Regions from separate parts of the Homo sapiens genome. Here regions 1, 2, 3, 5 and 6 are each linked to region 4. A link is a loop called in an ENCODE intact Hi-C map of the cell type or tissue named here. Cell type or tissue: chondrocyte. All regions are shown on one strand. Region 1 has its middle 63 kb from the start of TGFA. Region 2 holds the start of ANKRD53 (ankyrin repeat domain 53). Region 3 has its middle 26 kb from the start of CD207. Region 4 holds the start of FAM136A (family with sequence similarity 136 member A). Region 5 holds the start of ATP6V1B1-AS1 (ATP6V1B1 antisense RNA 1). Region 6 has its middle 94 kb from the start of TGFA.

Region 1 (5,000 bases), 310 kb before region 4:
TGACGAATTTGCTTTCAGTTTCACTGACAAAATTAAAAGAAACATTCCATCATCTCTCACTCTGTGTCTACTCCTTGCCTTCCATCTTATTCCTTGGATGAGTGGATCCTGATCCTAGCAGAGGACGACACCCTCATTTGTCCATCAGATCCCAGCCTCTCTCCTATACTCAAGGGCCTCACATAGCATTTCTCCCTCTCCCTCTTATCACAAACTTTCTCCTGTTAGCTGCATCATTCCCATCAGCAAATAAACATTTATATCCTTCTCCTATTAAAAAAATGCCAAATATTGTTTTCACATCTCCCTTTAGCTATTTCCCCATTTACTTTTCTCATTTACAGCAACGTTTCTCAGAAAAGTTGCCTGTACTCACACTCTTACCACTTTTTCTTGAACTCAATCCAACTGGACTAAACTCAACCCTCTAGTTCACCAAAACTGCTCTTGGGGAGATTATCAGTGACTTCTTAGTTGCTAAATCTGTGTTCAAACCTCAATTCTCACTTTACTTGACCACACATCTCAGTTCGCCCAGAACATCCCTAGCTTATTGTTGTCCTGCCAAAGTTGGGTGCCCTTTTTCGACTTTAAAAGTGCCATACTTTGTATAGTAAAGTATATGGTCACTCTCTTATCTGTAGCATTTGATACTTTGGGTCCTGCTGTCTTCTTTAACATTCTTTCTTCATTTGATCTCTGAACACCACTCTCCTGGTGTTCTTCCTCCATTACTGGCTACAAGACCTTATAAATCTGCCCTTCACCCCCATTACCTGTATGATCTCATCTGCTAGTACAATAGGGTGATTATTAGATTAATGTGTTTGTCAGCTATTGCTATAATAATGCTGCATAACAAATGGTCTTACAATTTCAGTGACTTACAACCCTGATAATTTATTTCCATGCTCCTAGGTCTATAGATTGGCTGTGATTTGGGGTGGGGTAGGCTGGGCCAGACCGGACTCCCAGCTTCTGGTTGGACTCAAGACTGCTCCACATGTCCAGGTTGAAAGGGCCCCACTCACTCTACTCTAGGACTGGCTCCCTGCTCCTCCTTAGGATGCCAGGAACACTCCCTCCTTAGCACCTTTCCATTGCTGTGCCCTCTGACTTGTGCAGTTTGCCCTCCGATATCTGCACGGCTCACTTCCTCACCTTCTGAATGAATTGATTCAGAGATTAATTTATTTGTGTACAGGTTGGCTACTCTCAATGTTTGGCTATTCATCTATTGTCTAGCAATCATTAGCTACTTACTTAGTGGATTATGCCTGTGTTGACAGTTCTACTCTCAACTTCATAACCTCTTTAGGGCTGGTAGCACACCAAAAAATGTTTTGAAGCCAACAAATTCGACATTGATGAAAATTAATGCAAGCATAATTTATTGCTGTGCCAAATCCAGTGTAGACATTTTCAATTGGTGAACACAGCTTAATTAAGAGATATTTATATGTTAAATAGAATTAGATAAAACGTAGGTCCCGACTGAAGTACAATTTATAAATCTGCCATTGTTATTGCAAGATTATTAGCTGCAAAAAGCAACCTCTGCTCCTTTCTAAACTTTCCAGGTATACTACATCGCACAGGCCTATATTTGTGTATTTTACTTTCCCATAATGGTTATGTTGGACTTTATTGCCATTTATAGAAATGGAGGTGGGTCTAATAATTTTTTTGAGGTGGAGTCTTGCTCTGTCTCCCAGGCTGGAGTGCAGTGGCACGATCTCGGCTCACCACAACCTCTGCCTCCCAGGTTCAAGTGATTCTCCTGCCTCAGCCTCCCAAGTAGCTGGGATTACAGGCATGCGCCACCACGCCCAACTGATTAGTAGAGACAGGGTTTCACCATGTTGGCCATGCTGGTCTCGAACTCCTGACCTCAGGTGATCCGCCCACCTCAGCCTCCTAGAGTTCTGGGGTTACAGGCGTGAGCCACCGCACCTGGCCAATTGTCTTAAATTCTGTTCCTGCAGACACTTGCACGTGGGCTTGCAAATCACAGAAAATACACCCTGGTGCCAGCAGGTGGCACCCTCCTCATGCCCAGCCAGGCTCCTCCCAGGAACTGCATTCTGGAGTCCAGGGAGCTTTGGTTTGGGAAATATTTGCCAGGGTTTCTGGTTATGGTCTTTCCCCAACAGGCACCTGTTTGACTGGCATTTCCTGGCATGCACCCATCTTAGCATATTTCTTTGTCGGTAGAGTTTGGCTTGAAGGGAGGTTTCAGTAATTGATTACCTCACACCACCAGGTAAGTTCAGACTTCCTTAGCTTAGAAACCAAACTACACAGAGTGGTGAAAATAAACACGGTCTTGAGTAACTCAACATGGATATTGCTGTTATACTAATAGGGTGTTAATTAGTAAAGAGTGCTTAACTTTTTTACTGCCAATCTAAACAAGCTGGCTATGTTTTTGGCTGTGGGCCCTACAACTGCATCTCAAAGTGCTTTGCAAACATTAATTAAATCCTTCAGTGCACATCCAAGTAGTAGGTATCATCAAACCCTTTTCCAAGATGTGGAAAACAGATTCCCTAAGCCAGTCCTTGCTTAAGGTTAGGCCCAAACTGGGACTGGGTTTAGAATGTTGTGAACAGTTCTGACACTCTCTGCGCCCAGTTCCCTGGAGTGTTCCAGCAAGTCAGCCTTTCAGCCAGACCATGGACGCCTTTTTCTTTGCCAACAACTGCAGGGTCTGAATTTTTCCAGGCTGAGGTTGATTCCTTCTACCCTGTTTGTCCTTATTGATACATTATAACCTGTCACCTCCCTGTCACTTAATTTCTGTTTTAGCAACTGTGATCTTCAAGATGGTGGCTCACAACCTTTGATGCACAGACTTAGGCTGGCTGGATGCAACATTTCTCAGGAAATGCCAAGCACCATGCCACAGTCATCTGAGGTCCTCTCTGAAAAGATACACTTTATCTTTCTGTCATGGTGGGACCCAGGTTCTGGGCCACAGGACTTGGTGGGCTAAAAACACTCACGCCCTATGAGGAGTAAAGGGCTTCTTCCCTGAGTCTTCTATTTCCAGAGTGTTCCTCTCTTCCTTGAAGATGCAGGAGAACAAAACGCACAGGGCACCCAGAAGCGAGGAGTGCCCCCATGCATTCCATGCTGGTGTGTCCAAGGTGCACTGTTTATGCTCTGCCCTGCTTGGGGAGCAGTGGCTCCCAGGCAGGCTGGGCCGGTATCACAGCGAAGCGGGTGGGACCCCCTGTCATCCCCAGAGGCTGGCCTGGCTCTCAGGAGTGAGCCCTGTGGAGTATCAGGCTCAGCGCTTCCATTCTGTCTACCTTGGACACGTGCTGTGGTTATAAACCAAGGTTGCAACACTCCCTGAGCTTTACTACCTGCCTTCTAGATGTGAGGTCAGGCTGACCTGTCAAGCTGTGACAGGCACCTGGGAGCAGGTTACTCACTCCACTCTGCTGAGTTAGGAGAATATTCCCAGAAGAGGTTTCACACCAGATGAATTGTCTGAACTCCGGATGTGGCTAGCCATAAGTGGCTCACACCTGGTGGCTCCTCCAGAAAAGCTCTCCAGGAGGAACCCTGCTGCCCTTAGTGAGCTGAGCAAGGGGGTGTTCCAAGGGAAACCTGACCTCCAGCCAGATACCCTGCAAGGGCTACCTAACTGCAATAGGAGGTTCTCCTGCAAAGACAGCTAGAGGGGCTGCTGTTAGCTTCCTGTCACCTGCTTTCCTTGCTTTCTTTACTTTCCAAGGCAGAGAAGAACTCCACAAGTAATTAACCCTTTACAAACTGAGTCACCGGACTTGGGCTATACAGGACTAGAGGGTTTAGTTGAAGAAGTTCACGTTGTAAAAATAGTGCTTTATGGATCTCTGGAACCTTTGGTAGTACTGTATATGGATTTCCTGAACCATCAGCAGAACACACAGTTAGGCAAGAGGCTCCTGGGGTGCTTCCAGCCTCTGGATCTCCTAGCCTTGCTAGAGATGTGAGGTCATTGGCACACACTGTGTCTATCTAAGCAAAGGCTGGACTGGAGTTTACAGTATGAATTATTGAGTGGGACTCATTTGTGGGTGCAATAAACTGAATGTTTATGTTCCCCTAAATTCATATATTGACAACCTAACCCCCAGTGTAATGATATTGGGAGGTGGGGTCTTTGTGAGGTGATTCAGTCCTGAGGATGGAGGCTGACAGTATTAGTACCTTTATAAGAGACTCCAGAGGGCTCTCTGCCTCCTCCTGCCATGTGAGGACAAAGCTAGAAGACATCCGTCTTTGGGCCAGGAAGCAGGTCCTCACCAGACACCAAATCTGCCAGCATCTTGATCTGGGACTTCCAGCTTCCAGGAGTGTGAGAACCAATTTCTGTTGCTGATAGGCCATCCAGACGGTGGCACTCTGTTACAGCAGCCTCTACAGACCAAGACAGTTAAGGTCTTTGGCCACCAGCTTAATGGCCAGACACCTTCCTCTTACACAAAGGAAGAGCAAGTTTTGGCAATATTGTGCTGTTACATGGTGGTCCCCTAACTACTCCTGGAGTGGGGGGTTCTGGGAGTGCTATACAGAGGGGTGGAATATTCTATTCTGCTAATGTGTGTTCAGCCAAAAGGAAGAAGGAAGGAGGGGAAAGAGAAGTAGGAAAGGAAAAAAGCTCCTAGAATTTGGTTAAGTCACAATGTTACAATCCCGAGGGTGCCAACCTTAAGATGGCAACTGATGAAGACAATGACGACTTTGGGGACAGTTCCTAGGACATATGTAGCCATCTGGGTGGGAGGTATGGATTTACAGTCAAACCTACTTTATACCACAATGCACAATACAGACCACGACTACATGCCTGACTAAAAAATGTTTTCAAACACATGCTTTCAAGACACTAAGGAACGTCTCTAAAGGCCCCAAACAAACAGGGTGGGAATCCAGAGAGGTGAGTGAGAAACAGTCAGTGGTAGGCCCAGGGACTTATGGCAATTCCCCATGACTGGAACATCATT
Region 2 (5,000 bases), 670 kb before region 4:
AGGTGCAGGGGTGTCTGGCTATTGTTGGTCAGCAGGTCCACGGGAAACTTGTACTCCTCTACCAGGACCTGCAGGCATGCAAGCTTGCCCCATTGGGCGGCGAAGTGGATGGCAGTGAAGCCCTGTGAGGTTCAGAGCAGGCAGGAGGAGGCTGAGTGGGACTGAGGTCCCAGGGTCCACAATTTATATAAATTTATTGGGGTTACCTTCACTTTCTTCCCTGTGTCCCCAGGAATGCTCACACCCTTTTGCTAATTAACCAGTGTGTGTTCATCAGCCCACCCAACCTCCCTGCCCCCAAAATGGTCCTTCCACAGCCAGAAGATGAGTTAAATTAGGAAGATCTACCCAGAAAAGGATATCTCTTCTCCAGGTGACCACTCCGAGCAGCGTAGCGGGAGAGGGACCTCGGTCTTTGCCCCAACACTCAAGACCTTACCTTGTCGTCGGTGGGGATTTCCCTGAGGCTCTGGTTCAGACAGAATCGCAGCCATTCCACGTTGCCCACAGCCGCTGCGAACAGCTGGTAGTAGCTCCCGATCGCCGTCTGGTCGATTGCCGTCTGGTCGGACTCCTTGCTGGGGCTGGGGTCAGCGCGGGGCGGGGTGAGCGAGGCAGGGCGGCGCGGCCTGGCGAGGGCAGTCGCCTGCGCACTGAGGTGGTCTGCGAGGTCGGGCAGGGGCTGGCTGGAGGGCGGGGCAGTGGGGAAGCGACTCTGGGCCACGGCCCGGGCACCTCTCGGGAGGCGATCCCTGGCCCCCGCCTGGCTGGTGGGCGGGGCAGTGGGGAAGCGACTCTGGGCCACGGCCTAGGCACCTCTCGGGAGGCGATCCCTGGCCCCAGCCTGTCTCTGCTGGCTTCTCGGGCCGCAGCCTCCGCCCCCGCCCGCTCCAGGCCCTGCCCACCAGGGAGGCGCTGGGCCGGGTTCTCGCTCCCTGCAGCCGGGACACCTTCTCCCGCTACCCACCTGGGCTGCTTGGACTCCGCGTCAGTCCAGGTGGCCTTCAAGGAGACTTTGTTCGCCTGCTGCATGGAGCCACTTGGAGTTGGCTGCGGCCGAGCACCTCTCCCTTCTCCCCTTTCTGAGTGCCAGCTTCCGGAGCCCGCCCGCCGAGCGGTGCTGCCCGCGGAGGCCATCGCGGGGCTGGAACTCGGACCCGGGCCGGGCGGGCTACTCACACACCCGCCGGCGCCCCGCCCCCGGGGGCCACTCCTTGCCAGCTGGCCGCGGTTTCCCGGCCCCTTCCAGGCCGCTAGGGTTCGGCTGCCTCTCTAGCTGGAGGGGCAGAGCCCGGGGGCCTCCGGGGACCCTGCCCGCCTGCCGCTCCCCACCCGCCGCTCTGCTCCCGGTCTGAGCCAAAACCCCCACTCAACCTCCCAGTCCTGCTGCCCGGGAAACTCAGCATCAAACACACAAACAACAAAGACACTTGGCTTTTGTTTCCGATTATCAAACTAATAAGTAGAAAACAGAAATATTCAATGTGGAAATTAAAAATTACCATCCCACCACGCACAGAAATCATGGTTTATTGCAATATATATGCATATCATGACTATTTTTTGTATCTCTTTTCGTTTATTAATAGCATTATATTACGAGCTAGCGCCCATTGTCACTCCACATACTAAACGTACATTATGACGCAACCAGAGCCCAGCGTCATAATGGATGTGCCATTGTTTCACATGTGCTGCCAAGAACGAAATGGCTCAACTCTGGTTGTTTTCTTAGAATGGATTCCTGGGAGTCGAATCACTAGGTGAAAGGGAATGAATATTTTTCAGCTGTCAATATGGGCTTGCAGACTGCCTTCCAGGAAGGTTATTATTCACTTCCACTTCCACCTGCAGTGAAGCGGGTGCGCTGCACATCAGCAGTGTGGCTTTTGGCAAGTTATCTGACTTAGTTTCTGTGGGCGGCAAGCCACCCAGGTGCCAAGGCAAGAGACCGAGGGCACAAGCTGTTCCAGTATAATAAAATATACAAAACAACAAGAGTTATACTAGATCTAGATCTAGATCATAGACGTGATTATATATGAATATCGTTAATCATTAGTTTGTAGCAATTACTCTTTATTCCAATATTGTAATAATCCTCGCTCTATAATCATAACCTAGGAAAAACCAGGCCATAGAGAGATAGGAACCAAAGGGACATAGTGAGAAGTGACCAGAAGACAAGAGTGCGAGCCTTCTGTTATGTCCGGACAGGGCCACCAGAGGGCTCCTTGATCTAGCGGTAATGCCAGCGTCTGGGAAGACGCCGGTTACCAAGTGGACCGTGGTCTGGCGGACCCTGGTCTGGCGGACCGTGGTCTAGCGGTAGCATCAATGCAAAGGAAAAGCACCCGCTACTTAGCAGACCGGGAAAGGGAGTCTCCCTTTCCCAGGGGGAGTTTAGAGAAGACTTTACTCCACCACCTTTTGTGGAGGGCTTGACATCAGTCAGGCCCGCCCACAGTTATCTGGAGGCCTAAACATCTCCCTGTGACGCTGTACTTCAGCGGTCACACTCCTGTTTCACTTTCATGTTCCATCCTGTACATCTGGCTCTGCCTTCTAGATAGCAGTAGCAAAATTAGTGAAAGTACTAAAAGTCTCTGATACACAGAAATAATGGCGTAAGCTGTCCTCTCTCTCTCTCTCTCTCTCCCTCCCCCTGTCCCCGCCCCCACCCCCACCCACCTCGGCTGCCAAGCAGGGAAGGGCCCCCTGTCCGGTGGACACGTGACTCACGTGACCTTATCAATCATTGGAGATGACTCACACTCCTTACCCTGCCCCTTTTGCCTTGTATCCAATAAATAACAGCACAGCCAGGCATTCGGGGCCACTACCGATCTCTGCCCTCTTGGTGGTAGTGGTCCCCCGGGCCCAGCTGTCTTTTCTTTTATCTCTTTGTCTTGTGTCTTTATTTCTACAATCTCTCATCTCCGCACACGGGGAGAAAAACCCACCCACCCTGTGGGGCTGGTCCCTACAAGTTGCTACAGCAGCAAAATGGGGATAATAGCACCTACTTTACAAGGAATGAAGGAATGCAAACAATGAGAACAGTGCTAGCAGAGAAGCACTACCTGTGAATCTGCTATTACTCAAAGAAGAACTATTCAAACCATTGCTAGCATCAGATATTAGGATTTTAAGTAAATGTTCACTAATTTGGTAGTGGAAATGATGTTCTAATGTGGCTCTTTGATTACCAACAAGGGTTAAACATTTAATTATCAGTGGTTTTGTCTTCTAGGAATTCTTTTACTCACATGGTTCTTTGAGGGCCTTAATGTGTTTCTTACTGATCTGTAAAACTTATTAGCATAGTGACCCTTTATGTATGTTATATTTGTTGTCAATATTTTCCTCAGTTTGCCTTTTGACTTTTTAGAATATAGAGTAGCTAAGCAATAACTGTTGCTTGAATCAGTGTTGTCTTACTGAGCCATCCACATTCTCATCCCTTCTCAACAGGAATGACCCCAAGTTTATCAGAAGGCTCCTGTGGCTCCAGGGTCAACTCTGGGCATATCTGACTACATCACTCCACCCCTACCATGGTCTCTCCTCTGTACCCCAGCGTTCCAGGTATTTCCCCTAAGAAAAGGACAGAAGGTCCCCTAAGACCACAGTGACCTGCAGAGAGGGACAAGAATACAGATTATCCACCCAGAATCACGTTTCTCCCTTTCCAGGGTACTGTCTTCTGAGAGCGCACTTGTCTGCCAACCCCAGTAGCCAGGACTCAGCATACCTGGCAAACACCTTCAAAACTAGCAAATCATGCTGGCTATCTGCCCCAGGTAGGGCCTTAGCAACTGGCTTCAAGTTGAGATAAAGTGACAGTGCTTTTCAGGGATACAGTTTGAAGATTTCCTGGGCTATTGTTGCTTCTGGGGTGTTAGGATTCTAATAATTACAACAGGACCCTGTGTATGTGGTGGGGTTGGAGAGAGCATCTCAGTACCTCTCCAAGTTCATCCTCACTATCTTGAACTGGGGTATCTTACATCTCTATACCAGTGTTTTGCAACCCTGGCTGTACAAACACCAATGCAGGGGTCTTACCCCTACAGATTCTGATTAATTCATCTGGTTTGGGGCCTGGGCATTGGTATTTGTAAAGTTCTCCAGGTGATTCTCGTGTGTAGCCAGGGTTGAGAACCACTTTAAGGCCTTTCTGCCTCAGTCAGGGAGGCAAGAGGCTGCAGGTGATTTTGAGGGAGAAGGGTCAATAGAGTAAGGGAGGAAGAAACAGGAAACTAGCAGAGTCCCCGGGGGGAGAGAATGTGTTATCCTAAAGACCCTTGGTCACAGCCATGCAGCTGGGCAAACAGATAACGCCTGGTGGAACAACAGAAGCTGGACCATGAGAAGGGCAGACAGCAGAAAATGCCCAGAGAAGGGTTCAATTTCTTCTTTGGAAGGTGATGGTAAGGGTGTGGCTCCAGATTAACTGGTTCTACAGCTCCAGGCAAGGGAGATGGAAGGCTGAGGGGAGCAGGTCCATCAGGGAGCAGTTGGGGGAGAACCTAGAGAGGCACTGTCTGTACACTCCAGGGCCAGTGCCCAAGGCCAGATGCTCCTCATCTATTCTCTAAACCACCCCAGGATCCTCTTGAAGCTTAAGCTAGTTTAGATTGAGCTTCTGTCACTTTCAACTGAAGCTTGACTAGTAAAAACTCCTGAGGTTAAAGCCTCTATTGGGTAAAAGAATTAGAACCAGTGGGATAGTCCCAGAAAAGAGCTGTGTGGGCTAGGGGCACTGTGAAGACCCAGGGGACATTGGAACCTGGCCCTGTGCTGTCTTCCAGGAGGAGTGGTACACCCCAGAGAAATGGCCAGGTACGTGAAACTAAAGAATCATGCTTGGAGTGCTGAGATCCATTTGTCTGAGCAGGAACACACCCTAAGATGGGCCTAGGCTGTGGAAGCTGACACTTTCACTGTGGCCAGGCAGCGTGCTCGCTCATGAATGGGAGCAGGGTGGGGGAACTTGG
Region 3 (5,000 bases), 560 kb before region 4:
GCACTTTGGGAGGCCAAGATGGGCAGATCACCTGAGGTCAGGAGTTTGAGACCAGCCTGGTCAACATGGTGAAACTGCATCTCTACTAAAAATACAAAAACTAGCCAGGTGTGGTGGTGGGTGCCTGTAATCCCAGTTACGCAGGAGGCTGATGCACAAGAATCGCTTGGACCCAGCAGGCGGAGGTTGCAGTGAGCTGAGATGCCGCCATTGCACTCCAGCCTGGGCAACAGAGGGAGACTCTGTCTCAAAAAAAAAAAAAGAAAGAAAGAATAGAAAAACAAAAACGCAGGTAGCAGCTGGGTGCGGTGGCTCATGGCTATAATCCCAGCACTTTGGGAGGCCAAGGTGGGTGGATCACCTGAGGTCAGGAATTCAAGACCAGCGTGACCAATATGGTGAAACCCCGTTTCTACTAAAAATACAAAAAATTAGCCAGGAGTGGTGGCAGGTGCCTGTAATCCCAGTTACTCAGGAAGCTGAGGCAAGAGAATTGCTTGAACCAAGGAGGTGGAGGTTGCAGTGAGCCGAGATCGTGCCATTGCACTTCAGCTTGGGCGACAAGAGCAAAAACTCTGTCTTGAAAAAACAAAAAGCAAACAAACAGACAAAAAACCCAAACAAACAAACAAACAAAAAACCCAGGTAGCATGCATTAAATTAGATTGTGGCGGGGAAGTGGAGGAATTACAGTGGGTTGAATGGCATCCCCTCCAAATTCATGTCCACCCAGAACCTCAGAATGAGACCTTATTTGGAAATAGGATCTTAGCTGATATGATTGAGGTAAAGATAAAGATGAGATCATACTGGCTTAGGATGGGCTCTAAATCCAAGGAGAGCTTTCTTAGAAGAGGATGCATAGAGACAGAAGAGATGGCCATGTGAAGATGGGGGCAGAGGCTGGAATCAGACACGGAGGAGCCAGGGAATGCCTGAAGCTGGAAGAGGTGAGGAAGGATTCTCCCCTGGAGATTTTGGAGGGAGCACAATGCAGCTGACAGTTTTTCAGACTTCTGGCCTTCCGAACGATGAGAGGGTCACTCTCTGTTGTTTTAAGCCGCCTGGTTTGTGATAATTTGTTACAGCAACCGTAGAAAACTAACACAGGAGTCAAGGGTGATACTTGACTGTCTGGCTCGGGAGACTGGAGCACAGAACCAGGGTCAGACTTGTTGGCTGGGGTGGGGATAGGGATGTGGTGGTCAGGTGCTGGGGCCGGGTTCAGGTATGGATTTATTGTTTTTGAAGAGTTCATGTGGCAAGCAAGCAAAGAGGGCCAGTGGTAGCTGGATTCATAAGTCTGGGGGACTGGTTTAGACTGAAAGAGAATTGGGGAGTGAGGTGGGGAGGAAGGAGATTGTCCAGGGAGAATCTGTGTGGAGAGCAGGGAAGAGGAATAAGAACGGACCTATCAGCAAGTCCAGCATCTAGGGGAGAGGTGAGAGAGAAGGAACTCCTGGAGGTTCCAAACAGGAGAAGACCAGGAGTGCGTGAGGCCACAAGTATCCAAGAAATGGGGCCTTGTGAGGGAGTGTGAGTGGGAAAGAATGTCACCAAGAGGTAAAAAAAAATCAACAGATAGGAAAATGCCAGTTGAATTTGTAAACAGGAGGGTCAGTTCACCGTGACTGTGGCAAGAACAGCTTTGGTGGAGTAGGGGAAGCATGGAGTGTCACTGCCACCTGACTCCTGTTTCTCGGCTCTCTTTGTAACAAGAACCCCCGGCATTCCTAGAGGTTCCGGACTCTCAGGACTGAACCTGTCAGGGCTTGGCATATTTAATAGTCACCAGCTGGTGGGATCGAGGCCATTGCTACCCTGGCTACATCCGGAAGACGAAGACTGATTACTCATGTGTGCTCATTGGGGACAAGGCAAGCAATTTTCTGCCTTCCATGAAGCCAGCACCTGGCGCTTGGTTCAAAGAATTCAGCAAATTTATACCTTTACTGAAATCTCAGGGGTCCTGGCCTAGGGAGTGAAATGTAGGAATGAGATGACTAATATTACTACTACATTCATTGAGGGGGTCGGGGATTCCTGGAAGGCCAGGATTCCATTATAACTATCATTCAGTCCAACAAATACCTAAGGAGGACCAGATTCACACGCATAGTGAAAACAGAACTCCAAGCGGCAGGAGCCCTTCTGTGCCCAGGCAGAGGCAATGGCGCCATCTACAGGTCACTGAGGGAGAGAGCGCCGGCGGAATTGTAATGCCAGGGAGCCGCTTCGGCAGGGATCTCAGGAATCCCGCACTCTTGTGGACTCTGGCGTTCTCGACATGAACTTTTCTTAATGACCAGATGTTTAAAGGGAAGGACAGATCCATATCTGAGCCTGGGTGTGAATTAGGCAGGGAGAAAGATCAAGCTTGTGGATGTCCATGTCCTATAAGAGCAGCGCTAAAGGGAACTTAATTTAAGGACTCTTTCCCAAAATATGACCAAAGGAGTGGTGGGGAGGGGTCTATGCTCGTGAGGGAAGAGGCAGTGGATCGCAGCTTAGGGGTATGTTTAGGGCCGGGGGCAAGCAAAATGCAGTGTGGGAAGTCAAGTCTGTGTGCCTCCGTTGTTGAAAACATTTTTTTTATTATTATTTATTTAAAAATATGTTTGAGGTAGGGTCTCACTAGGTTGCCCAGACTGGACTCGAACTCCTGGGTTCAAGCGATCCTCTCTCTTCAGCCTCCTGAGTAGCTGGGACTACAGGCATGCGCCACCATGCCCGGCTATGTTATTTAATAATACCCAACATTCGCTTATCCAGTGCCGGGCATTCTCACAAGCATTCTAAAACAGGTATTAACTTGTTGACCCTCAAAACAATCCCATAAGTTAGATGATATCTCATCCCCTATTTTATATATAAGGGAACGAGGCAAAGGGTCTGGACACTTGCCCAACGCCACGCAGTACTGGGAAACGAAGACTCCAACTCAGTCAGTCTGGTTTCAGAGCCCAGGTCTTCACCCCTGCACTTTCCTGCTTCTCTAGCATCTGCTACTAACATCTGCTCCACATCTTCTAAAATATATTCTATGTTATCTGCCTTTTAAAATGGAGCGTCAGGAACATAAACATTTATAGATGGGTTTGATTAACATGCTGATCGCCTGTGACTGCACTAATACCGGACTGAGTTCAGGAGCCACTGATGGCCTCAGCTACCAGGCTTTCTTGGGGTTCTTCAGTCTACTTTTCCCCATGGAGGAAGGAAAGCTATGGAAACCTCTTAAGCAGGGAAGAGACGTGGTTTGATTTCAATTTTAGAAACTGATTTAGATTTTCTTCAAAGGTAATGGACATAAAGACCTGGCAATGACCACAAAGCCAGAACCCTTATAGGTGTGATCTCCTGGCTTGGCCTCTGGGACTGGTTTAGGAGGAGGATTTGCAAGTAAGGAGGAGAGCGGCATGGAGGATCAAGGTGAGCTGAGATCAGGTATCTTCTCTCCTTGTCTCTGTCCCAGTCTCCAGAGGTGACTGTGTCCTGCCATAGTGCTCCACAAAGCGGTGCCACCTGGACAGTGAGCTTTATCCCTGCTCCATGCTGCTCCACTGGAAGAAGCACTGGGCGAGAAGTCAGTGGGGCTGGAAGACCCCAGTAACATCCCGCCCAGTGGAGATGCCACACTCCCCCTGTGGCATCTGCCTTTTCTGCTCCTGGGAGGATGTGCTGTGCCTTGCTCATAGGCAGGGCTGGCTGAGATGAGCCATGGGTCTTTTCTAGAGTGGACAGCTTCCTTCTTGTAGTGGTCCATTTTTCATTGCTATAAAGGAATACCTGAGACTGGGTAATTTATAAAGAAAAGAGGCATATAGTTCTGCAGGTTATACGAGCATCTGCTCAGCTTCTGATGAAGCCTCAGGAAGCTTTTACTCATGGTGGAAGGTGGAGGGGGAGCAGGCATGTCATGTGGCAAGAGAGGGAGCAGGAGAAATGCCAGTCTCTTTTCTTAAAAAGTATTTTTAAATTTCAATAGCTTTGGGAGTACAACTGGTTTTTGGTTACAAGGATGAATTGTATAGTGGTGAAGGCTGAGATTTTAGTGCACCTGTCACTCTTCACTCTCTCTCTTTCCTGCCACCTTGTGAAGAAGGCACTTGCTTCTCCTTTGCCTTCCACCAAGATTGTAAGTTTCCTGAGGCTTCCCCAGCCATGTAGAACTGTAAGTCAATTAAACCTCTTTCCTTTATAAATTACCCAGTAACCACAAAGCAAAAACCTGTAATAGATACACTAAAAATAAAAAGCAAGGAATTAAAAACATACTACCAGACATATCACTTAACCACGAAGGAAGAGAGCAAGAAAGGAAGAAAGAAAAAGAAGACTTACAAAATAACCAGAAAGCAAGTAACAAAAATGCCAGTAGTAAGTCCTTACCTATCAAAATAACATTGAATATAAATGGACTAAATCCCCAATTAAAAGACATAAATGGCTGCATGCTTTAAAAAAATAAGACCCAACTATGTGCTGCCTACAAGAAACTCACTTCACCTATAAGGGAACATACAGACTGGAAATGAAGAGTTAGAAAAAGATATTTTATACAAATGGAAGCAAAAAAAGGGGCAAGAGTAACTATACTCATATCAGATAAAATAGGCTTTAAGTCAAAAAGTGTAAAGAAAAACAAAGAAGGTCATTATATAATGATAAAGGAGTCAATTCAGCAAGAGGTTATAAAGGAGTCAATTTAGCAAGAGGGTATAATAATTGTAACTATGCATTCCAATATCAGAGCACCCAAATGTATAAAGAAAATATTAATTGATTTAAAGGGAAATATAGACTGCAATATAATATTAGGCAACTTCAACACCCACTTTCAGTAATAGACAGATTATCCAGACAGAAAATAACAAACAAACATCAGAGTTAAACTGCACTCTATACCAAATGGACCTATCTGACTTAATCCATTTTGTGTTACTATAACAGAGGACCTGAGACTGAGTAATTTACACAGAAAAGAAGCTTACTTAGCT
Region 4 (5,000 bases):
CTAGCCACAATAGGAAGATTTAAACAGGATCAACTGTAGTAGGCCAGGCAATAATAATAATAATAGTGGCTTTAGGGTGATAACAGTAAGCTAGAGAGATGTGAATAGATTCAAGAGATATTTACATAATTGGATATTTATAATCATAAAACATTTGCTTTATTTTATATTTAATAATATACATATATAAAATAATTATTCAACCAAAGTTTTGAATATATATGTATTTTTTTGGCAGAGAGCTCTGAAGCAATTGTGTGGGGGGGTGTGTGTGTGTGTACATATATATATATTTTTTTTTTTTTTTTAACCTGAGACAAGGTCTCTATCGCACAGGCTGGAGTGCAGTGGCGTGATCTCGGTTCACTGCAATCTCTGCCTCTCGGGTTCAAGTGATTCTCATGTCTCAGCCTCCTGAGTACCTGGTATTACAGGCATTCGCCACCACGCCCAGCTAATTTTTGTATTCTTAGTAGAGGCGGGGTTTCGCCATGTTGGCCAGGCTGGTCTCGAACTCCTGGCCTCAAGTGATCCACCCGCCTTGGCCTCCCAAAGTGCTGGGAATACAGGCGTGAGTCATCATGCCCGGCCAGCAATTGAATATATTTTTAAAAAGTACTTGTGACTTCCAAAAAGTTGACTGAATTCTTCATTCTGCAGAAGACAGTGTTCTTTGCTTGTGAGTTTTCTTTTCCCCAGCAAGGCATCATAATCGACCAAGGAGTGTCATGACTAGAGAGTGATAACACTTCAATCTCATTCTTGTTGGCATTAATTTAAAAACAAGTGATAACATGAGAATTGCTTTCTAAATTATCAGTTTGATTGATAAAGTTTCATCTGGAAGTCTTTAACCAAGGTTGGCCATAGCTGGGTTTCTGGCTACCACCCATTGCTAACCTGAGGGTTAGAAAAGGTAGCAGCATCTAGCAAAATTCACTTCCTCCCCTCATCCCGGGCCTCCTGGCCCCCATTTATCTCACCCACATCCTGAACATGAGAAAATAGGAAAGAGCCCTAGTCCCTCTTGTGCCACCATTTGTCTCTGGCACTGCGGGGCCTGCGTTCACAGGATGGCATGCAGGAGAGGTGGGAAAGGAATCAAGATGACAGAACTGACTACCCAGGATCCTGAAAGAGCTGTGACTTGTTTCCAGTGAGTCAGCCCAGGCTTGAGCCAGATAATCCTGAAACCTCATTTCCCACCCTCAAAGCACCAGGGTAATAGCACAGACAGGTATCTGAGCTTCCTAACATGAGATTAAACTCTGCTTCCACCATGACTCCCATGGGATTTCCACAGCCAACTAACTGGAAGTCAGGAATCATTTTTCTTTTTTTTTTTTCTGGGTTTTTTTTTTTCTGTTTTTTTGTTTTTTTGTTTTTTTTTTTTGAGGGAGAGTCTCGCTCTGTCACCCATGCTGGAGTGCAGTGGCACCATCTCAGCTCACTGCAACCTCCACCTCCTGAGTGCAAGTGATTCTCCCACCTCAGCCTCTGAGTAGCTGTGATTGCAGGTGTGTGCCGCTATGCCCAGCTAATGTTTTTATATTTTTAGTAGAGATGGGGGTTTCACCACGTTGGCCAGGCTGGTCTCAAGCTCCCAGCCCCAAGTGATCTGCCCGCCTCGGCCTCCCAATGTGCTGGAATTACAGATGTGAGCCACCGCCCCAGCCAAGAATCATTTTTCGTAAATACTAAAAGTACCATTCAATTTGTGTATAGAAACTAACAAGGCTGCATTACTCAAGGACTTTTAAACTCATTTTAGCATGATTAACTTGGCTCCTACAAGTAGGAGCTGTTGGAGAGGTTCTGTCTGGCATTTTAGGAATAAGAGGGAGAAGTGAGTAGTTTCAGATTGTGCTATAAAGAAGAAAGAAAGAACTTTCTGTGGAATATGGGACATAAGTATAAACATTAAGTCAGTCACAATAGAGATTTCCTACTTTTTCTAGTCTGGAGTTAGCCCATCAGGATTGGAATTCCAGCTCCACCAGTTTATAAATGTGCAATCTCTGGCAAGTGGTTTCATCTCCCTAGGCCTCAGTTTTCTGCCCTGAGTGAGAGAAGAGAGGAGAGTAAAGTACCCACCTCATAGGGTGCTTTGTCATGGAAATTAAATGAGATCATCCCGTGGAAGGCACTTAAAACACTGTCTGGCACATTATTTAATAGTTGGTGTCGCCCTGATTCCAGCTGCTGCTGGGAGCCACTTGTAGTCGAGCTTGAAGTGAACAGGCTGTCTCAAGACCCTGAACTGTGATTTATGGGGAGATACTCACACTTGTACTCACTAGAGAGGGCCTGGCGCTGGAAGAACACAGCTTGTTTGGTTGCTTGCTTGCTTGCTTGCTTGCTTGCTTGCTTGCTTTTATTTTTTATTTTATTTTTTTTGAGACAGAGTCTCACTTTGTTGCCCAAGCTGGAGTGCAGTGACGTGATCTCAGCTCGCTGCAACCTCTACCTCCCGGATTCAAGCGATTCTCCTGTCTCAGCCTCCCAAAGTAGCCAAGACTACAAGTGCCTGCCACCACGCCCGGCTAATTTTTGTGCTTTTAGTAGAGATGGGGTTTCACCATGTTGGCCAGGCTGGTCTCAAACTCCTGAACTCCTGACCTCAGGTGATCCACCTGCCTCAGCTCCCCAAAGTGCTGGGATTACAGGCGTGAGCCACCGTGCCCAATCAAAACATAGCTTTCTTCAAAGAAGCTTGGGTTGAGTCAAACTCCCCACTGCCCTAAACTAGAGTTCTCCTGCCATCTAGCGCCCAATGGCAGAAAATCGTTAAATTCTAATGACGGCCCCATTCCTTTGTTCCTCCCCCACCCCCACCTTGCACCCCCATGCCTGACATGGCTTTCTCTTCAGCCCCATATGCCAAGCAAACACCCACTCATTTCAATTCAATTCAAAGCCTCAATTCAAGCCTTATCTCCTCTAAGAAAACTTTCCTGAGGAACCCGGATGGCTCACTCCCTCCTTGCCAGCCTGGACCACCTCCTCCAGCACACCTCTTCCAACACTGCCCCTTCCCCTTCTCCACGGAGTGTGTTTCCCTTCTCCACTGACACTCCCCTCTGGACCCGCACCCCTAGCTAATGTATTCGATAAATGAATGCACACGACAGTACTGTTATGGGTGGGACAGTGAGGCATTCCAAAAAAAAAACTGCTCCAGGAATTCAGAAACAGTTTCATGTTGCTGGCATGTAAGTGCTTCATTGATGACTGCTTCATTGATGATCTGTAGCCCCTGCTTTGTCTCTGAAGTTCATTTTTTATGAGAAATAAATGCATAAACATACATCTACCCTGTGATCCAACAATCCCATTTCTAGATATTTACCCAAAAGAAAAGAAAATCTGTGTCTACAAAAGACTTGGTCCAGGACTGGGTGGTGGTGCATACCCGTAATCCCTTTGATAGGCAGAGGCAGGAGGATAGCTTGAGGCCTGGAGTTTGAGACCAGCCTGGACAACATAGCAAGATCCCATCTCCAAAAGAAAAAAAAAATGGTCAAGGATGTTCATAGTCACCACTTTATTCATAATAGCTACTAAGTGGAAAAGACCCAAACACCCATCAGCAGGGGAATGGATCAACAAATGTGGGCCGGGACCGATGCCTCATGCCTGCAATCTCAGCACTTTGGGAGGCCGAGGTGTGTGGATCCCTTGAGCTCAGGAGTTGGAGACCAGCTTGGCTAACATGGTGAAACCCCGTGTCTACAAAAAAAAAAAAAAAATTAGCCAGACGTGGTGGCACATGCCTGTAATCCCAGCTACTCGGGAGGCTGAGGCATGAGAATCACTTGAACCAGGGAGGTGGAGGCTGCATGAGCCGAGACCACATCACTGCACTCCAGCCTGGGTGACAGAGTAAGACCCTGTCTCAAAAAACAACAACGACAAATGTGGTATGTCCATTCAATAGAATACTACTCAGCAGCAAAAAAGAACCAACAACACAGCTCAATCTCGAAAGCATTAGGCTAAGTATTTTTCAGCAATATGCTAAAAAAGCCAGACAGAAAAGGAGTACTTATTGGATAATAACATACATATGACATTCTAGAAAGAGAAAATGTAATCTACAGTGACAGAAGCAGACCAGTTAGGGCAGGGGTGGGGAGATGGGGTAGAAAGGACGGAGATTGGGACAAGACAGAGTTTGGGTTTTTATTGTTGTTTAGAGACAGAGTCTCACTCTGTCGTCCAGGCTGGAGTGCAATGGCGTGATTTCGGCTCACTGCAACCTCTCCCTCCCGGGTTCAAGCAATTCTCCTGCCTCAGCCTCCCAAATAGCTGGGACTACAGGCATGTGCCACCACACCCGGCTAATTTTTGTATTTTTAGTAGGGACGGGGTTTCGCCAGGTTGGCCAGGCTGGTCTCAAATTCCTGAGCTCAGGTCATCCACCTGCCCACGGCCTCCCAAAGTGCTGGGATTACAGGCGTAAGCCACTGCGCCCGGCGGACAGGGTTTGTTAAAACTCATCAAGCAGCACGCCTAAGATCTGGGCATTTATCTGTATGTAAATTACATTAAATAATTTTAAAGAATGTAAAGGGAGGGACATGGGAGGGAGGAGGAAAGGCAGGCAGCAGCCGCAGGGCAGGTGTCCCAGTGACCGGTTCCCAAGCGGGAGGAGGGCGGTGGGCTCGCGGACACCAGCATGCAGTGGCTCCGTTCGGCCGCCAGGGGGGGGCGTGGGCCCTGGAAGGGCAGGCGGCGAAGGGCGGCGAAGGGCGGTGAGGGGGCGGGCCCGTACGCCGATTCCATATGGGCGCCGGCGCGGAGCGCCGCGGGGCAGCGCGGGGTCGCCATGGCTGAGCTGCAGCAGCTCCGGGTGCAGGAGGCGGTGGAGTCCATGGTGAAGAGTCTGGAAAGAGAGAACATCCGGAAGATGCAGGTAGCGGGGCTGGGGCCGAACCAGGACCCCCTTCTCAGCGGGTGGGTTCCGGGCCCTTCCCTCAGCCACCACGCGACGCCTTGCA
Region 5 (5,000 bases), 640 kb before region 4:
TACTAAAAATACAAAAATTAGCCAGGCGTGGTAGAGGGCGCCTGTAATCTCAGCTTCTCGGGAGGCTGAGGCAGAAGAATCGCTTGAACCGGGGAGCTGGAGGTTGCAGTGAGCCAAGATTTTGCCACTGCACTCCAGCCTGGGCAACAAGAGTGAAACTCCGTCTCAAAAAAAAAAAAAAAAAAAAAAAAAAATCAGGAAAAAATTATGCACACACAGTCACACATGGAGAGCAAATGATAGAGCAAATGAGATAATATATTAACCGTTGGTGACATGGATGTTCCTACTACTATTTTTATCTTTGCAAATTTTTATAAAATTGAAATTGTTTCAAAATAAAAAGTAAAGTAAAAGTATACTGACGGAAAAAGAGACATAATTCCCTTTATTTGCAGATTATATTATACATTTAGAAAGACTCAAGAGGTTCTGGTTTAGAAAGAAGGTTTTAGAATGAATAAGATAATTTGGCTGTTTATAAGATAAATATTTAAAAATCATTCCCCCCCTCCTTTTTTTTCTATTTTAGTAGTAACCAGTTAGAAGAGGCAACGGAGAAAACCATCCCATCTGCAATAGGGCCAAAACTCATAAAATAGCTAGAAATAAATATAACAAGAAAGGTACAAAAAAAAATTATGGAATAACATAAAACAAGTCCTAAACAATGAAGAACATTATTGTCTTAATGTTCTTAGTTACTAGCATAAAAACATTAATCCTTTTGAAAAGTATATAAATTTGATCCAACCCTAATGGATTATTGTTTATTTTAAAATTTAATAAAATTATTTTAAAGTTCACATAAATGTCTGAGAATAGCCAAAGTAGTTATGAAAAAGATCAGAGATAGAGGACTTGCCTTTTCAGATATTAAAACTTGTTATAAAGCTACTGAAGTCAAGCAGTAAATTGATATGAGGTAGACAAATGGATCAGTAGGAAAGAAAAAAAGTCCAGAAGGAGATCCCAGATTTTATAGGACTATTATAGAACAAATGTTGTATATTAATTAATTCTCAGAGGGGAAATAATATATAGAACATAAGAGGATATCTAGTTAGAAGATAACCACATCATAAACCCAAATACATTCCAGGCATGTAAAAAAAATTTAAATATAAAGTAAAAACAATTTTTAAAAAATACTGGAAGAGCTTTTCTTCTTTCCTATCTTTCTGAATAATCCAATTAAAAGACAGATGAGCAATGTCTTTAAGCAAGACAAGAAATTCAGAAGGTATAAACAAAAAATATTTGATCATATGAGTATTTCAAACTTCTGTATGGCAGAGACACAATAGATGAAATCTTTGTTTCATTTATTGTTGCAAAAGATAGCCTGTGAGCAATAAACAAGGAGCTCCCGTATGCACAACTTGCTTGGTAGGAAGATTTCACGGAGAAGGAAGCAAAATCAAAATGGTAAACATATGGACAGACACTCAACTTTCCTAGTTATCAGAGAAATGTAAATAAAAGCGAGACAGTACTAGTTTTCATTTATTAGATAGGTAAAACTACAGAGAGAACATATTCAGGGCCAGCAAGGATGTGGGGAAGTGGGTCCTCTCATACCTGGTTGGTGGAAATGTGAATTACCACAACCCTTCTGGGCAAGCCATCTTGCCCCAAATTGTCAATATCTAATTTGAAATAAAAAAGTACTTGAACCAGCAATTCCACTTCTGGGAATCTATCCTATAACCACAAAAGCGTCCGTTTAAAAGGGATACAATATTGTACTATTTGTAATGGCAAAACCTGAGAACATACGAATGTCTGTCAATAATGGGACTATTGAGTAAGTTACAGTACATCCATACTATCGCCTGCTATGCCAGTATCCAAAAGAATGCGTAAAATGTGTATCCGCTGACACTGTCAGTGGATCCACTGTCAGTCCCTTGGCTCTCAAGGGACTGACCCCGAGGTCAACCTCTAACATATTTGCCTGTGTTTGAGCGTATTCAGCAGGGTCTTTCGGGGCTGAGAATAAAGCGGTTAGGGGCAGATAGTTAACTTTACGTGTCTTTCCTCTTTTTCACTAAGTTACAAGGAGCATGTATTATTTTTGCAATTAAAATATAATACATTTTTAGGACATGTTACAGCACAGTGCTGGTGATTATCATCATCATTACTATCGTTATATCACCTACTGGCCACAAACTAGTGACCTTAAGGGCTTGCGGGTTGGGGCGGAGGGTCCAATTCCCCAGCAAGGTGTGACCAAGTAGGGACCACTCCGCCAGGGAACCCCTGCTGGTCGAACTTGAGACTAGGTTTGCAGCCCTGACAATCACACGGAAGGGAGCGCTACCTTGAGTCCTCCCTTGTCCTGTGAAGAGGATGCCAGGAAGGTGACCTGTGGTTCCCCAAACCACCCCTCAGCCTTGCGGAGTGGGGGCTTCAGCACTAGGCCGGCCGGGGAGGAGGGCTCCGAGGTGGGAGGAGCTCCGAACACCCAGGCGTCTTGGGTTCTCAACCACAAGAGGGAGCCCAGGAGCACGGACAGCGAGGGCCTGGGAAACGCGTGGAACACACGTCCCGGCTCGTTTTCCTCTCCCACTCTGATAACCTGTGTTTCGATACGAAACGGGCCCTGCCTCATTATTTGTCATCTCCCTGGAGGTGACGGAGGGCTGTTTCAACCTCAGGGGAAAAGTTGCTGTACAGAACACAGGCCAGAGTGTGCCCCAAAGAAATCAGGCGGTGGAGTGATTTAAAAGTGATCATTTTCTGTAGTCCTAGCTACTCGGGAGGCTGAGGCAGGAAAATCGCTTGAACCCGGGAGAAGAAGGATGCAGTGAGCAGAGATCGTGCCATTGCACTTCAGCCTGGCGACAGAGCAAGACTCCGTCTCAAAAAGAAAAAAAAAAAGTGATCATTTTCATGTGAGTTTATGTGGGTGAGAGAGGGAGGGTGGCAGGAGAGGAGAGTGGAGAGGAGAGTGGTGCGTTCTGTGTCCCTGAAGGACAAAATCAGAGAAAATGAACTTTAAATGGCAGAAATTGTGGTCAGATCTGGGGAAGGGCCATCAGGTTTTCACACTCAGGCATGGAGGGTGTAGTGTCTGGAACCTTTAGGAAGAGCCCCAGGCTCTAAGTGTGTGCTGGATGTTCGTCGTTATTGTTGTTGGTGGTGGGATCTCATGACCAGTTATGGCAGTGGGTACCTGGGAGAATTCCCGTGGGGGATAGCTAGTCCAGGAGCTTGTATCTTAAGGGGCCCTATTTCCCAGCCGCATACTGAGCAGGCCTGATCCCATCAACTCGGTTGATGTCGGTTACTAAGAGGGCTGCAGGAAGAGGGCATGACTCAGTGCAATGTAACCCCGTGCTGGAGATTCAACTGAGCTCTCAACCAGCAAGTGGCCAGGCACAGGGGAGCTGCTGTCTACACACGGAGGACTGGAAGTTCTTAGCAAGCCTGTCGGGATTTGTGCACAGGAATGCTGCCTCTAAGGTCCCTCCTGCTGACAATGGCCAGGGCAGTGCGGAGGCTCCTCTTTGGAAATTGTCTTCAGAGCTGATGCAGACTCTTTTGAAAGCAGCCACAGACATTGGGGATGGAGTCTGGTGGTTAAGGTGAGTGCTTACTCCAATTCTCAAACAGGGACCAATTTGAATCACAGACTACAGGAGTCAGAAGATTCTCTAGAACAGAGGTTCTCCGTGTGGTCCCCATACCAGCAGCATCACCTAGGAACTTGATAGAAATGTACATTCTTGGGCCTCCTACCCCAGGCATGCTGAATCAGAGCTCTGGGGTGGGGCCTAGCAATCTGCCTGTTAACAAGCCCCCTGCACCCCTGATATTCTGATGCTTGTTCAACTTATACAAATCAGAGAGTTAGACTTTTCTGGGTCACGAACCCTGAAAAATCAGACGAAACTGTAGAAACTCCTACCAGAAAAATGCACAGGCACATTCATGCATACCTTCAAAGGTCTGCACACAATTTCAAGGGCCTAATTCCTTGGGCTAAGAACCTCTGATCTACACAAAATTCTTCCCTCAAATGTTCTTACATTTGAGGACGGAAGCAGGAAGAGTAATTGCCTGTGTGATTCAATGTGGGCAGAAGGTGGCGCTGTAGAAACAGAATTGTAGCATTTGCCAAATCCTGGTAGAGGGAAAGGGGTAGGGGCAACGGAGAGGGATGGGGAGAGGTGCCTCCACCACCCAATTATTTTTCTCTGCCAAAGCTACAGATGCATCCGATAGTCGCAAAACCACAGGTCTGGGGACCTAGTTCTGGTTTCCTAGATCGGCCTCATTTTACAGTGGAGAAAATGGACACCTGTATAGGTTCCGACTCCATGCCACACTGGGTCCCATGGAGAATGGCAGGTCTGGTGGAGAGTGTGGTGGAGGTGGAGAGGGGGCAGGAGGTGGCACCAACTGTTGAATCAGGCTTATTAGCATTTCTGCATTCCAGGCAGAAACATTGCTGGCTATTCTCAAGGGAGAATAATACTACATTTGTCTGATGTGAACCTCACAATAATCCTATTATTATTTAATAGATGAGGAAACTGGGATTTACAATCCGAGATTGATGGTTCTCTAACTTGAGCATCAGTTCACCTGGAAGGCTTGTGAGGACAGACTTCTGGGCCCTACCCCCAGAGCTTCTGATTCTGTCAGTCTGAGGTGGAGCCCAAGAATTTGTATTTCTAACACGTTCCTGGGCAGTGCTAATGCTGTTGATCTAGGGTTGGCATGTAGCTAGCAGAAAAGAGTGGGATGGATCTGGGATTAAAATCCAAACCCAGTGTGCTGCACTTAACTACTCAGCCACACTTCCTCCTGGGGCGTCCCTTACACTGGGGGGTCAAGTGGTAATGTCCGTATGAACTCAGAATCTGTTTGTTAGCAAAGAATGGGTCTGATTTATTTAATATTGTTGGCTCAGGTTTTGACAGGTGCATAGCTAGTCATGCTAACATTTATTCATTCATTTATCTCATTAATGTACTCACCTTTCCTTT
Region 6 (5,000 bases), 340 kb before region 4:
AGCAGTTTTATTTGTAATAGCTAAAAACTTGAAGTGACCCAAATTCCCATCAACTGGTGAATAAACTGTGATATACCTATATATTGGAATAACACTCCACAATGAAAGGAATACATTCTTGATGCACGCTGCAATATAGATGAATCTCAAAATAATAATGCTCAGAGAGAGAAGCCAAAGAGAAGTATATACTGTATGATTCCATTTACATAAAATCCTAGAAAAAGTAGACTAATCTAGAGTGACAGGAAATAGATCAGTGATGATAGGGGTGGGTGTCATGTGGGGCGGAGGGATTACTAAGGGGCACGGGGAAGCCTTTGGGGGTGATGGAGATGTGCGTTACCTGTGGTGATAGTTTCATGGGTGTACACATATATCAGAAATTGTTATATACATTGATATACATAAATATGTGCTATTTATTGCATGTCAACTGTACCTCCATAAAGCTCTTAAAAATTAATTTATACACCAAAAGTCAGAAAAAAGGGGGGAAAGGCAAGGGAACATTTTAAAAATGAAAAGCAGAACACCAAGTAGAAGCATGACTAGGCCGAGCGTGGTGACTCACGCCTGTAATCCCAGCACTTTGGGAGGCCAAGGCAGGAGGATCACTTGAGGTCAGGAGTTTGAGACCAGCCTTACCAACATGATGAAACCCCATCTGTACTAAAAATACAAAATTAGCCAGGTGTGGTGGTATGCTTCTGTAATCCCAGCTATTTTGGAGGCTGAGGCAGGAGAATCACTTGAACCTGGGAGGCGGAGATTGCAGTGAGCCAAGATAGTGCCATTGCACAAGAGCGAAACTCCATCTCAAAAAAAAAAAAAAGAAGTATGACTAAATATATGTTTTCAACATAAATATGAATGGACTAAACTATTATAATTTTTAAGGGAGGGTTTCAGATTGAGTCAAAAAATGAAATCCATTGTCTGCTGTACAAAAGATACATATCAAATAGCAGAAATGTAAATGATAAAGGAGTGAATGTGCAAAGAAACAATTAAGCAAATGTAACGGAAGGAAGAACAGGACAGGGTCAAAGGTTTAGGGGCCTAGTTTACACAAAAAGCCCAATCCACAGTGAAGACATCACAGTAGAAAACTTTTTTTTGTGTTGAGTAACATACTGTACACTGCAAATAGCAACACCGTATTTGAATGTATTTAAATATCTGAAGCAAAAACAGCTGGGGGAATCTTAGTCTGTTTTTTCTGCTAAACAGATTACCTGAGACTGGGTCATTTATAATGAACACAGATTTATTTCTCTCACATCTGGAAGCTGGGAAGTCCAAGATCAAGGCACCAGCATTTGGTGAAGCCTTCTTTCTGTGTCATCCCATGGCAGAAGACAGAAGGGCAAGAGAGGGTGAGAGAGAAAAGGGGGTCTTTCTTCACTCTTTTATAGCGAAACTATTCCCATGATAGCAACACTAATCCATTCGAGACAGTGGAGTCCTCATGGCCTAATTATCTCTTAAAGATTCCACCTCTTAGTACTGTTACAATGGCAATTAAATTTCAACATGAGTTTTGGAAGGGATATTCAAACCATAGCAGTGTATGAAGGAAAATAGACAAATAAAAATTATAGCCAGGAGATTTTAACATGTCTCTCTGCCCCTCGTAATTGACACAAGAAATATATACATATATGAATATAGACTATATATATGAATTTAGACTATATATTCATATATTTTCATATGCATGGATTTATATATGAATATAGAGGATTTGAAGAATGTAACAATAAAAGCATCTTGATTTAATAGACGCATATATATCCTTTAAGCAGAATGCACATTCCTTTTAAATGGCCATGGGATAGTTACAACATGATAATTCACCAGGACTCGAGAAACCTCCTTGCCTTAACATCCTCCTCATACCTAATGCTGGTCGGCTGCCTACTGCCGCTACCAACGATGCCCACCAGGGGACGACGTTTCCTTTCTTTCCTTCCTCTGCAGAAACCGGTCCAAGCAGGATGCCTTCCTTTTTCTGACAGGCAGCCCCCAGCAGTACCATCACAAACCTTGGTCTCTTCTTGTCACCAGCAAAGGGATGAAGGATAAGTGGTGAGTCTCCTTACATTCAAGACCTTAGAATTCATTTGATTACTATGTCTGAGCAGCTATTGACATCTATTAATAATATCTAGTGCTCGCTGCTCAACTTCCTAAGAAGTCCTCATCTTTTGGGCATCCAGAGTGATGGCCCCAGTCCACCTGGGTCTGTTCTCCAGGCCAAGAGATCATGCAGAATAGTGTACAGGAGCCCGGGGCCCCAGAGCCACACTGTTTGGCGTGAACCCTGATTCAGGTTCATGAGCTCTGTGCCCTTGGGTAAGTCACTTAACGTCTCCAAGCCACAGTCTTCTCATCTGCAAAACAGGGAAATAATCAATATGGAAAAAAATCAGAATCTAGGGGAATAATTTTTGATGATTTAAGATTATTTTAATTTTGAATTTTTCAGTGGGGACACCATAACATTTTCCACTGATTCAGACCTCTAGACATTGGTTTCTACCATTTTTAAAATTAATGCATGCATACACACAAACACATGTGCACGCACACACACACACATAGACACACAACCGCACACATCCAAATATGCATGCACACACACACAGCCACACTCACATCATTGGCATCATTCTAAAATAAACTTAAAATTGATTATCTCAGTTTACATTGTTTTACCTGTTCAAAATATCCTGACTTCAGAGTTAGGAACAGGAGTGCTTCTCTAGAGGTGGGTCTTTGCTTTGTACAATCTCAGCATACAACAAAGATCATTTCTGGCCAACACAACTGCTCTGAACCTTTGGCGGTGCAGGGTTTGCATATCATTGGAGGCTCAATACTCTAGACATCGAAGAGTTTTACATCAAGCTAAACATTTTAAGTTAAATATATTCTATCTTCCTAGTTTTACAAATTCGTCATGAGCTAGAAAGCTAGGTTCAAATGTAGAGTTCAGACTTGCTGGAGCTCCCCAGAGGAAAATGGCAGTGTGAGGAGAGGACCATTATCCTCCTGTTCCCAATGCTGTGTCCATCCCGTGACACAGGTGGCCTTGTGAGCACACATGTGGACACCCAGAGTGCATGCCCAGGCTTCACCCATACCCCCAGGCAAATGGCTGCTTTCTGGACACCCTGTGAGTCCCTGGGAAAATGAACTCTGGGAAGAACCTGTGTGGACCCTAGAAGTAGGCTGCAGCTGTTTGGGCAGGGAATTTGGGGTCCTAGATCACCAGGGCACAGTGTAGCACCAGGTGAGCGTGTCTCCTTGGCCCCGCTCACTCCACCCTCATGAAAGGCGTGGCCAAAGAAAGGGTCAGGCAGGGCCCTCTGAGGCACAGGACCCAAGCCCCTTTTATTGGGGTCTAAGGTCAGTATCGCTTCCTGAAGTCCCAAGGAGAGGTCAGGAAACAGTAGTGACTCTCTGTGAAGTTCCTGAGAAGGCAGTGCAATATCCTCATTCCCATTCATTAAAAAACAAAACCTGACCACAGGCTTGGGTGGGAAATGTTTTGTTATAAACAAGGCAAGACAAACGCTTGCCAAGATTTGTCTAAGACAGCTGGTTGATTTGTCAGGTTAACGAGGGCTGGAAAAAGTAAAGCCTCCTTTTGCCTTCACTGGGGTCTAAAGGCTGCAAGAATTTCCTCACGGTGATACTGACATGCAGTGACACCAGGAACCCTCTCATGGTGTTAAAATCTTAATGGTGAGCCGTAGCAATGCTCTCCCTCCCATTCTTGGGCACTGGAGCATGATACACACAGGCAGGAAGTGCGCTGGCCTGTTGTTGGGTCACTGTCATTCTGGCTTTCTCCCTTGTAGGGCTAGAAAACTAACTTTATCAGATCACCCAGAGGTGATCCGGCTCAGGATGACAACTTATTTGCCACAGATTGCACTTTTGGGTGGCTACTTCCTCAATGCATTTAGGGAGGCACCTTCATCGTATCTGTTAGCCATCTCCCAAACACTGCCACTCCTGAGAGTATACCATAGGTCTCGAATCCCAGCCTCTGTGCGACAATTCTCATCACTGTCACTAGAGGCAGCAGCATTTGCTGACCTGGCCTTTTGCTCTAGGCTTTATCCTAGCTGTATTGTCTATAAATATCACCCATAACCCATGAGCCAGCTTGCGGGGCATATGGGATCATGTCTCTTACTTTCTTTCCACTCACTGTTCGGGCTCCACACAGCCATAGTGACAGAACAGCTAGCACTTCCCTCTTGAGGCCTCCCCCAGACGCACCTAGAGTTGTCCTAATGCCCAGGGGGTGACTGAGTCCAAAACCCAGCTCACAGGCTTCGTGGCTCCTGTCACCCCAGGGCGCTATCCCAACATCATGGTGCTGTCTCCTCTCTCAGCCCCCAGCTGTCCTTGAGGGAGACAAGACCTAGTGGCTGTTTTCCTGGATGAGAAGGCAAGCTCCTCTGAGGTGCAGGATGCTCTTCTTCCTCCTTGTCACTCCAGGACCTAGCAAGGCACCTTGGCTTATGCAGGGTAGAGGCTCAGACATTTATAGAACTAATTCAGAGCTATAGAACATTAGAGCTGGAAGAAGTTGTTGAGATCACATAGTTTACTGCTCCTCCTCCATTCTACAGATGAGGAGACTGAAGCACAGAGGTGAAGCAGCTTGCCCAACGTCACACTGCTGCTTAGTGATAGAGGCAGTGCTAGACCCCGGGGCTCCTGAATGTTACTGTTGGAGGCTCTTAACCCACTGGGATCAAGAAGGTGTCAAGAGCTAGACTCTCCCTCCAGGAGAATGAACACAGACACAAAACCTTGCATATATGCTTCCGGGTAAAGAACCTGCCTGCATTTTGGTACCACTACGTGCTGGCCTGTCCTGGGCATGTTATATCATGAGAAGGCAGGTAAGTGGGGCTCTGGAGCCAGGCTGCTTGGGTTCAAGTCCCAGCTCTGCCACTGCTAGCTGTGTGATTATT

The links. Hi-C counts contacts between places; a loop is a spot of excess contacts. Peaks named below come from ENCODE experiments on the same cell type or tissue, not always from the same donor. Only the 100,000 strongest peaks of a DNase experiment are listed, where the experiment ranks them.
Region 1: it touches region 4 in a loop (9-fold over the local background); 54 of 110 quality-filtered maps call a loop at or near these places.
Region 2: a loop joins it to region 4, with 4 times the contacts of the local background. A loop is called at or near these places in 2 of 110 quality-filtered maps.
Region 3: a loop joins it to region 4, with 4 times the contacts of the local background. A loop is called at or near these places in 13 of 110 quality-filtered maps.
Region 5: a loop joins it to region 4, with 3.0 times the contacts of the local background. A loop is called at or near these places in 22 of 110 quality-filtered maps.
Region 6: it touches region 4 in a loop (9-fold over the local background); 47 of 110 quality-filtered maps call a loop at or near these places.

What each region holds. Positions count from the first base shown.
Region 1 is chr2:70,614,819-70,619,818 of GRCh38, reverse strand. No RefSeq gene overlaps it. Among named protein-coding and RNA genes, the nearest start is that of TGFA, 63 kb to the right of the region's middle. In chondrocyte, CTCF peaks have their summits at 1,823 and 2,029 (motif pointing right); no DNase peak of the experiment used is centred here.
Region 2 is chr2:70,974,783-70,979,782 of GRCh38, reverse strand. ANKRD53 (ankyrin repeat domain 53) reads right to left here and starts at 1,153. Exons shown (of 6, transcript NM_001115116.2): 1 at 968-1,153; 2 at 440-686; 3 at 1-122. The coding sequence starts at 1,137. LOC105374795 (a long non-coding RNA gene) reads left to right here. Exons shown (of 2, transcript XR_001739534.2): 2 at 3,475-5,000. RefSeq lists silencers at 717-776, 1,137-1,226 and an enhancer at 2,254-2,523. In chondrocyte, CTCF peaks have their summits at 768, 971, 2,035 and 2,239 (motif pointing right); no DNase peak of the experiment used is centred here.
Region 3 is chr2:70,859,203-70,864,202 of GRCh38, reverse strand. No RefSeq gene overlaps it. Among named protein-coding and RNA genes, the nearest start is that of CD207, 26 kb to the right of the region's middle. In chondrocyte, CTCF peaks have their summits at 1,987 and 2,195 (motif pointing left); no DNase peak of the experiment used is centred here.
Region 4 is chr2:70,301,840-70,306,839 of GRCh38, reverse strand. It overlaps FAM136A (family with sequence similarity 136 member A), which reads left to right and starts at 4,773. Exons shown (of 3, transcript NM_001329752.2): 1 at 4,773-5,000. The coding sequence starts at 4,829. RefSeq lists silencers at 2,651-2,780, 4,584-4,853 and an enhancer at 4,539-5,000. In chondrocyte, CTCF peaks have their summits at 2,554, 2,765 (motif pointing left), 4,481 and 4,697 (motif pointing right); a DNase peak (open chromatin) is centred at 4,709.
Region 5 is chr2:70,946,127-70,951,126 of GRCh38, reverse strand. All of the region lies in intron 2 of ATP6V1B1 (ATPase H+ transporting V1 subunit B1), which reads right to left. ATP6V1B1-AS1 (ATP6V1B1 antisense RNA 1) reads left to right here and starts at 2,516. Exons shown (of 2, transcript NR_110274.1): 1 at 2,516-2,900. In chondrocyte, CTCF peaks have their summits at 2,174, 2,457 (motif pointing right), 3,895 and 4,096 (motif pointing right); a DNase peak (open chromatin) is centred at 2,473.
Region 6 is chr2:70,645,014-70,650,013 of GRCh38, reverse strand. No RefSeq gene overlaps it. Among named protein-coding and RNA genes, the nearest start is that of TGFA, 94 kb to the right of the region's middle. In chondrocyte, CTCF peaks have their summits at 1,740 and 1,940 (motif pointing right); no DNase peak of the experiment used is centred here.